Regions from separate parts of the Homo sapiens genome. Here region 1 is linked to region 2. Evidence: chromatin contacts called from ENCODE Hi-C or POLR2A ChIA-PET data. All regions are on one chromosome and are shown on one strand. The core of a region is the stretch at or near the end of the contact, and the rest is flanking DNA. Distances in the headings are between cores, read along the strand shown.

Region 1 (4,501 bases), core at 1,623-4,122, 1.6 Mb before region 2:
GATGAAAATATTCTAAAATTAGGTTGTGGTGGTGGTTAAACAACTGTGAATATACTAAAAACTATTGAATTGTACACCTTAAATAAGTGAATTCTATCTAAATAAAGATACAAAAAGAAAGAAAGAAAACAAAACAAAACAAACAAAAAGAAGCTGAGTTATAAAAGGCAGAAGTATTTTAAGTCTAAGAAGGCTGTGTCTGACAAACTAGTCCTGGCTGAAAAACCAGATGATGGGGCAATTCACATGCCACTGACTAGTCGTGATGATGACCAAGCAGCTCACCAATCCAGATGTAGGGCAGCATTCATTGGCATGACCACCACCCCCACCATCAGACATCTTACTCAAGTGGCTCCCAGCCATCCACCAGGTTTCTGCTCTGGGCTGCCTGAGACCTATCAGCCCTGCCCCAACTCAACCACTGCTTCCCCTGGTTCATGATTCTCCTTCTGAAAGGAGCTCAGAAGTGATACCCTAATGACAGAAGGGAGCAGCAGTTGCTGCAGTAGCCAAAGCAGACTCCCCTTTGACGCCTGGCTATCTTGCCAATTGTCCCCTACTACATCAGAAACCATCAAACTGAACAACAGGGACAAATCCAAGATCATCCCAAACGTGACCCACCCAGGGATCTCACCTCCAGAATTCTATGACTAGGTGCAAAACAAACCGAAAAACCCCTGTACCTTCATACTCGACTCTCACATTTTAAGAAGAGGATCACTACATTAGGCATACAGTTATGAAGACAAAAATATTTCAGCCACAATCGTATTTCCATTATAATAACTATCGTGGCTCATGATAGAACTTTACAGCCCAAAGATATGATTAACATGACGATGCTGTTTCAAGTAAGCAGAGAAAATGATTTATTCCCACAAAGCAGTATGAGAATAAAAGAGTGATGAGTGCTCCGCAGTTAGCAGAAAGAAAAGGCACCCTCATTGTCTTTTGGATGGGAGACCTACTCTTCAGAAGTGAAACTAAGATTTGTTTTAAATGACCAAAAGGAGAGCTTGAGGAATAAATATACTGTACATTCCACCCTCACACCCCGGGGGGTGGGGCGGGGGGGAGGCAGTGGGGCAGCACACAGTGCCTTTCAGAGGGACAGGTGTTTGGAGGGGCTTCTGGGAACAGCCTGGCAGATGAGGTGTCAGACTAAGGAAAAAAAGGGCAAAGGGAAGGGGAAAGGGGTCCTTAGTCAGGCAGGGGTAGGTATAGAGGAGGAAGAGTTTTGTGGGGAGGGGAGATAAAAGAGTATTCACCACTGCCACTCCATTTCAGCTGGCAAAAAGTGTCAAGCCTGAGAGGAGTGAGGTGTGGGAAAGGCCCAGACAAGTGAAGCTGTACTTCCGAAGCTGATCAGGGACTGGCAGCAGGTATTCAGGAATCCAGGTCAAATGGGGGGAGGCGACTGGACATGAACTAAAATTGGGTGAGTTAGATTTCCCAGTACATGGGTACCAGAGACTAAGAGGAAGCCCTGTGCCTGTGTAGAGAAAAGTTAAGAACAGGAAAGAGGGTCCCCTGGAACCAGGATCGAGCAAGACGAAGGTATGGGGTGGGGAAGTCTGGATAGAGGCCAGGAAGACTGGGAAAAGACTGCAAATGGTCCCAGAGCAGGGGCAGGAGGCCTGGGGGTGGAGAAGCTGGAAGGAGCTGGGTGCCTGGACCATGAAGAGACAGAAGCAGTGAGTGGAACAGGGGACCCAGGAGGCAACATCCCAACAGACTGTGAGCAGCACTCAGGGAGTGAGTGCCTGGTCTTGAGGTGAGGCCAGGGCCTGACCAATCAGTTGCGGGTTAGGTGCTCCCCCGTCTGGGGGTCTGATGAAGCCCTCCTAAGGAGATCTCAGGAGGAGGAAGACCCCAAGGTCTGCGGATTCCTGGAACTGAGGAAGGGGCAGGAGGACATGTCTCAGGTCTGAGAGAATCTGACGTGGGCCCAGACATGGGGAGGGTCCCAAGTCTGGTGAAACCAATGGAGAGTTCTTCAGGGTCTGAAAAGGGCTGGTGGCAGTCCCTGATCTAGGGACGACAGGTCATGGGGAGGAAGGACCCAGGCCTTCTCCGAGTCATGAGGGGCTTCCGGATCCCAGACGGGCCGGTCACGGGCTTCAAGTCTGGGAGTGTTCGGGGTCCGCCAGGAGCCGGTCACGACGGGCTCTGGGTCCGAAGGGGCAGGTCAGGGCTGGGGCTCGGAGAGTGTGAGACACAGGCTGGGAAGGTCCCGGGTGGGAAGCGCCGGGTGCAGGAGGCCCCGGCGGCGAGGGCCTGTTCCGCGGCTGCGGGGTCGAGGAGCCGAAGCGGGCACGGCCCGTGAGCGCCGCGAGGAGGCCCTCGGGCCCCGGCCCGGCCCGGCGCTCACCTGCAGCACCACCTCTACGTCGTACGAGTTCCCCTTGCTCTTCTGGTGGCCGCGGAACTTGGAGCCGCTGTAGAGCAGGCTGGTGGCCACGCCGGGCTGCTGGGTGTTGATGGGCGGCGGCGGGATGAGTGAGGCCGCGGAGGCAGCGGAGGCACCGGCCGGCGGGGGACACTCGGTGCGGACCGGCATCGCGGGGTCCCCCGGAGCCAGGGCTGGGGGGAGTGGGAGAGGAACCGCCGCCGCCGCGCGGGAGCCGAGGAGGGTGGCGGGGAGGGAGAGGCCGGGGCGCGCACGCGCGGGGTGGGGGCGGGAGGGGCGACCACCCGCCCGCTGCCTGCGGAGCAAGCGCTCCGGCCGCCACCGGGACCCAGGGACCTGCGAGCAGGGCCTCCCAGTCCTGAGCTGGGTCCCCCTCCCGACTTGCCCTCGCGCACACATACACACACACAGACACTCACAGACACACAACACACAAACACACACAGACACACACACACCCCGCCCCTTCCGATTGGCTCAGGCGAGCCTGGGGGGCGGGAGCAGGCTCAGGCGGCGCTTCCGCCCATTGGCGGGAGGAGAAAACACGTGGCGCGGTGCGCGAGCGGCCCGCTGGGACTTGTAGTCTCCTCGCCGAGGCGCGGCGTGGAGGGGGCGGGGCGAGGTGCGTTTGTGATGCTGATTGACTGGGGGTGTGCGCAGGAGGCGCGCGGCGGCGACGGCGCGCCGTAGGTGTCATGCGGAAGATGGCGGCGTCCAAGGGAGGTTGAGGGCTCTGAGGAGGCGTTGAGAGGTTTCCGTACAGCCCGACCGTGCGGCTTTGGGGATCCCATCGCTCTGTGTTTCCTGCTCCAGGTTTCGCGTCTCGCATCTTCCCAGACCCTCGGGCGCGATGTGGAGGAGCTGCCTCCGGCTGCGGGACGGGGGACGCCGTCTCCTGAATCGGCCGGCGGGTGGCCCCAGCGCTTCTATGAGTCCGGGGCCAACCATCCCGTCTCCAGCCCGGGCTTACGCCCCGCCGACAGGTAAGACCATGACATGTTCTTTTGGGTTGGGGCCGAGCTGGGGTAAGGTGGGCTTCGGGCTTCGGCTGTGCAAAGCGAAGTAACTGAGGCAGGGTTCAGGCTCATGAGGTTATGCAGGCCAGTCAGGTCTTTTTACAGATGAGAAAGTGAAGCCCAGACAAGGGCAGACGACCCGAGAGGGAACAGCGAGTCACGCACGATACAGTAATTGATATTTGGCCTGTGCAGGTTTTCTCAAAGCTTATGGCTGCCCTCCCTTTAATAAGGAAAGCAGGTGTCATCTTTGTTTTCAAAAGGGGAAGTTTGGGCTCTGAATCAGGACTTCGTCTGGGTTACAGGCAGACTCTCTCAGAGGTTTGTGGTGTCTGTCTGACTGTTTTCCGTGTCTCCACTGCCCAACACAAGACCTGCCCAGAAGGGACCTAGAACCTGGGCCTTCATTCCTCCATCCCGGGCACTTCTGCTGCAGGTTTCCTGACTTTCCCTCCTACCACAACCTCTGCCATCTGCAGCCTTCTCTCCTAAATAGAAATTGACACCTCCACCTCTGACTGTGGAGTCACCTCCACCTCCAACTCTGATGAAGCTTAGAAGTAGTGGCTCTTTCATTGCTGATGGTGAGTGGTGTCAGGGTAAGAGTGAGAATGACTCATTTCAGTGAATGAAGAGCAGTAACACCCTCCCACCATTCAATTAGTTTTATTGTGCTGGAGGCAGGAGGCACGGTTGTCTTTAAGACCCACCTGTATGTATTGGTAGAGAAGCTCAATTAAAGAAGAAAAAGGCCCACCTGAATGATGTTCACTGTTCATTGCAAAAGGTTATAATATTCTGATTAAATTGTGGTTTATAATATCCTGATAAGGGACATACAAAGAAACTGTGAGAACACAGAGAATCGCTTACTCCCATCTTGGGGATGTTCAGGGTTTAGAATGGGTCTTGGGTGAAAGGGCGTTTGTTTAAGCTGAGCCATGATAGATGAGTAGGAGTTCAGCAAAAAGGTGGGAGAGTGTTGGGTATCTAGAACGTGTCCAGGGTGACAGCAAGGTATGAGGGACTTTTCCCTGACACTGCCTGTTTTAGAAAATCCAGAACTTCA
Region 2 (4,649 bases), core at 1,088-3,587:
CAGTCAATCACAGGGTAAGAGATATCTTCAGAAAACCATAGGTTCACCACTACACAATCTGCCGGTAATTCCAGCTATTTTGGGTGATTTCATCATTTGATATCTTTTTTTTTTGAAGCGAGTTTTAACAAGATCAGCTGTTTATTCATTCCACTATGGGGTTGAAGGGATCATTGGCCAGCTCAAGGCTTACCTTCTCTTGGGCTGAGATGCTGCTGCCAGCTCTAAAACAGCACTCTGTTCTCAAAACCTGGGGGAATGGAGAAGGCGCATACACCTTAGAGACTGCAGATGCAGAGCAGGACAGGCATTTCTGATGACAGTCAATTAATGACTTTACAAATTTAAGTCCATCCTAACAAAAGCCCCTTAAGACCTAATTAGAGGTAATTTTTCTAAGTTTTTGTAAATTATTGAGGACTACAAATCTTAATTAGCTTCTCAGTAGGTTGTAATTTTTTTTTTTTTTTTGAGATGGAGTCTCGCTGTTGCCCAGGCTGGAGTGCAGTGGCACGATTTCGACTCACTACAACCTCCGCCTCCCGGGTTCAAGCGATTCTCCTGGCTCAGCCCCCAAAGTAGCTGGGATTACAAGTACACGCCACCACACCCGGCTAATTTTTGTATTTTTGGTAGAGATGGGGTTTCACCATGTCGGCCAGCCAGGCTGGTCTTGAACTCCTGACCTCAGGTGATCCACCCACCTTAGCCTCCCAAAGTGCTGGGATTACAGGCCACTGTGCCCAGCCTCAGGGGAGTTGTAATCTCCATTTCAGTCATATCAATTTAAACTTCACAAAGCTAAGATTACTTTTCCTTTTCACATCTGAGGAAAACTACATCTCAGCAGACAGGTAATTTGCCCGAGACTAAACAGCCAAGAGGTAAATAGAGTAGCCCCTCTTTCTAGGTAATCCACCCTGGCTCCACTGCCACCGGAAACTAAAATCAGTATCTCTGGGATAGGCTACACTGTTACAAGGTATTAGGTTAACCAAATCCAATTGCCAATATTCGACCTGACAGCTAGGCGTGGTCAGCCACTAGCCTCCCCATAGAGCAAGGCTTACCTCATGGCAGGCTCCTGGCTCCAATACTCAGCTGCCAAACATGATGCTGATTCTTCACGAATTTGCAACCTAGGTGAATATAGCAATTAGGTCACCGTTCAAACAAGTTTACTCCTGGGAACCAGCAAGTGGTGAAGACTTGACTGCAATCAGACAGGAGTAGTCTTCGTCAGTTATCGCTTCTGACGGCACTTCCTATTAGTGATTTCATCAGAGCAGTCAAGCACCTCACAACCCTCCAGTACTGTTCCAACCGCAGATCTAGACCCTACCTGAAACTTAAGCTAACCCTGCTACTGGAGACATTTCTTAACGAAGGAGTTTGTTTCTGCATTATCAGTTTGCTTTAAATGCAGTTCTAGGTTAGGACTGTGGCTGAAGCAGCCATCTCCAGTTTCTATTTAAGTTCCACCCTATGCAATGACATGATAACGTTACCCTAAAGTGTATAAAACACCTAAACGTAGAAAACTGTCAAAACGCCAATTTCCGTGCATTCAAGTGACAAAACTACGTTCCATGTTAAACCCTACACCAGAGAGCCTCTCACCTCGTGGCTACCCCGTCTTCAGCACTCTGCAGTGGGTACGCAATCTTAAAGAGGGAGTAAGGACAGGAATTCAGGGCAGGGCTCTGGCAGTTACGGTCAACTAAGTTGTAGAGGTTTCAGCGACTGCGGTCAGATAGACATTAGACGTCGTCAGTTATCGCTTCTGACGGCACTTCCTATTACAAGTATCATCAGGACAGTCGAATAAGTCTTCCAGTAATACTGTTACAATCTTACCGACGTACACCGCCCTCGGGGTACCCCAAACTGCAAGCCGACCCCAACTTACCCAGTTCTCTCGGGTTTGCACACCCCCACTGTGGGCCGGGGAACCGGGTCCCGGCCTTCGCAGACTCCAGGCTCTGGCAGATGTGGCCCTACCACAAAAGAGTGATCCATGAGCCTCAGCCACGGCAGCCGGATTCGGCCCCGCGCTGCCCTGCCAGGCTGTCCAATACCGGGCCGCAGCGCCCGCCGCGAAAGCCACGCGGGCGCAGGAGCCGGGGAGCCACGCCATCTCAACAGCTGCCCTCCGCCCTCTAGACAGGCTTCCCGGGAACATCTCCCCAGAGACCACAGAAGCTCGAGCTCTTTATTTGCTCTTGCCCCCCAGCTACTACTCCCAGATTCCTAGAGAGCCTACCTCCATAACAACGGGAATGAAAAGGTCACACCTTATGTGCGCCAGGCCCTTAAGGAGTCGGAATATCCCAATCCTCACAAAAGGAGGGGGACGCTGGCAAAGACTCATGGGAACTTTCCGCCAAGTAACGATTTAGACCGGCGCGCTACCCAGGACTCCCCCTCCTGTTGAGTCTATGGTCTCTTCCACAGCCCCGGGAATTCTGGGTCACAACACGCGCGGGGAGTTCCAGGGCGCCTGCGCGAGGGCTGGATCGCGCGTTTGGGCCCCACCTCCGCCACTCCTTAGCTGGGTGGTCTTGGGCCAATTACTCATTCTCTTTAAGCTTCCGATTGGTCCTCTAGTAAACGGAGACACCAGCGCCCCAGAAGATCACGTGAGATGACACACGTGAAAGCCTGTAGAGCTGTGGCACAAGGCAGCCATTCATCCTAGTAGCTCCTCCTGAATCTATTGAGCGTTGCCAAATACTCTCCCCACAGCTATTTCACCACATCCACGGGGCTTCTCAAACCCCTGCGCACTGGTCACCCTCATTACTCCTTTAGCACGACCTTTAGGGAACGAGCTGACGTCTTATCTAGATCCACGTCCATCCTCTGCTCGCCTCTGGGGTAAAGCTCTGCCCACCTCCTTTCCTCTCCTCATTCCTTGGGGCCTCCTCCACCTATGCCCCTGCCTCACCTTCCATGGAAAACTCTCTCTACTGTGGCTTTCCTTTCAGCCTATGAACATGCTCAGCTCTCTCCTTGAAAAAGAATCCATGCAACCACGTTTTGCACACACACGTTATACCAAGGGAAAGAAATTCATTTTGACTGCAAAAAACTGGGAAGACAATCATAAGACCTTTTGAGCTGGCCTCAGAAATAAGTGTAGGGTTTTTGTTGTTGTTGTTGTTGTTGCTCGTTTTTGTGTTTTTTTGAGACGGAATTTCGCTCCTGTTGCCCAGGCTGGACTGCAATGGCGCGATCTCCGCTCACCGCAACCTCTGCCTCCCGGGTTCAAGCGATTCTTCTGCCTCAGCCTCCCGAGTAGCTGGGATTACAGGCATGCGCCACCACGCCCGGCTAATTTTGTATTTTTAGTAGAGACGGGGTTTCTCCATGTTGGTCAGGCTGGTTTCGAACTCCTGAACTCAGGTGATCCGCCCGCCTGGGCCTCCCAGAGTGCTGGGATTACAGGCGCCCGGCAAGTGTAGGGTTTTATTTTATTATTATACTTTAAGTTCTAGGGTACATGTGCACAACGTGCAGGTTTGTTACATATGTATACATGTGCCATGTTGGTATGCTGCACCCATTAACTCATCATTTACATTAGGTATATCTCCTAATGCTATCCCTCCCCCCACCCCCAAGTGTAGGGTTTTAATGGAGGAGGGGGGCTTCCAGCAAGAGCCAGGTCAAGGGATCAAGCACGAGGTCTCTCGGCCTGCATGAATTTGGGGAGAGTGCTAAGGAGGGAGGGGCAACAGAGGTGGAGGGGAGGAGGTGTCTGGAACTGCTTGGGCAAAACCGTGGGGGTCTCGGGATGTCAGCTAGGGCATTCTGTGGGTACTGGGGAGCCTCTCAGGCCTTCAGAGCACAAAGAGGACATGTTTGTCTTATGTCTTAGGAAGGCCCTCTGGCTGCCCTGCAGAGAATGGCTTGGGAGGGGTGGGAATTGAGCAAGAAGCTCGGTAGGAAGAGAAAGCAAGAGAGGTGGCTTTAATGGGTTTTCCCAGGTACCTGCCCAAAAGCAGGGTGGGTGTGGAAAGCAAAGGGTGTCGTGGTGGAGAGAGAGGAGAGGTGGCTGTTTGCCCATGTCCATCACCATATATCTGCCACAACAATGGGCACAGCACCTCAGCCAGCTGCCTGTACCCAGGAAGAGGACAGTCCCCAGACTTGGGGATGTGGGGGTGAGGGTGGGGACACAGCAACTGAGGGTCTCTGTGCCCAGGCAAGGGCAGGAGCAACCTAGTCCCATACACAGACCTGTGCACACAGAGACATGCAGACATTGCCAGCTCTAAGGGTCCCAGCAACTCTGCCCAAATAATGTTTCCAGAAGAGTTAGTTAGTGAAAATATATATTTGCCACCAGAATTCACTGGGACCCCAGAGCCAGCAGATGTGGTTGGAAAGATCCTCTGCTCTGTCCTCTGGCCTCCTGCTGCATCTGGGCCATCAGTTGGACTGGAGGAGCTGGACGGGCACATAGTTTTCCTCAGAGGCACCATCCTCATCCTCCTTGGGAGGGGAAGCCAGGACAGGGTTCTCGAGAGTTCCTGTAAACAGATGGCAAGCACTGTAGCTTAACCCTTGAGTGTGTCCCCAGGAAGCAGGCACCAGGGAAACGGGGCCACAGTCATGAAAACACGTCATGCCGTGGGGACAGCCTC

The links. A loop is a pair of places that touch in the nucleus more often than their neighbours do. ChIA-PET counts read pairs that join two places held with the same protein, here RNA polymerase II (POLR2A). Pooled maps may share reads with other maps.
Region 1: a loop to region 2 is called in a map of CD8-positive, alpha-beta T cell, with 30 times the contacts of the local background. The contact joins the promoter of GID4 here to the promoter of SNHG29 in region 2. A Hi-C loop is called at or near these places in 1 of 168 maps with a recorded cell type or tissue (CD8-positive, alpha-beta T cell) and 4 of 50 pooled maps. POLR2A ChIA-PET finds 5 or more read pairs at or near these places in 1 of 52 experiments (T-cell).

What each region holds. Positions count from the first base shown.
Region 1 is chr17:18,037,779-18,042,279 of GRCh38, reverse strand. GID4 (GID complex subunit 4 homolog) reads right to left here and starts at 2,872. Exons shown (of 6, transcript NM_024052.5): 1 at 2,378-2,872. The coding sequence starts at 2,815. ATPAF2 (ATP synthase mitochondrial F1 complex assembly factor 2) reads left to right here and starts at 3,112. Exons shown (of 8, transcript NM_145691.4): 1 at 3,112-3,399. The coding sequence starts at 3,267. RefSeq lists enhancers at 1,864-1,923, 3,074-3,183, 3,324-3,373, 3,384-3,453 and silencers at 2,274-2,863, 2,874-2,963.
Region 2 is chr17:16,436,675-16,441,323 of GRCh38, reverse strand. It overlaps SNHG29 (small nucleolar RNA host gene 29), which reads right to left and starts at 2,337. Exons shown (of 4, transcript NR_045025.1): 1 at 2,264-2,337; 2 at 1,071-1,139; 3 at 194-250. It overlaps SNORD49B (small nucleolar RNA, C/D box 49B), which reads right to left and starts at 1,815; the gene lies at 1,768-1,815. SNORD49A (small nucleolar RNA, C/D box 49A) reads right to left here and starts at 1,288; the gene lies at 1,218-1,288. It overlaps TRPV2 (transient receptor potential cation channel subfamily V member 2), which reads right to left. Exons shown (of 15, transcript NM_016113.5): 15 at 4,321-4,535. The coding sequence ends at 4,435. It also overlaps SNORD65. RefSeq lists enhancers at 1,132-2,033, 2,339-2,668, 2,729-2,918, 2,034-2,933, 2,934-3,835 and 1 more.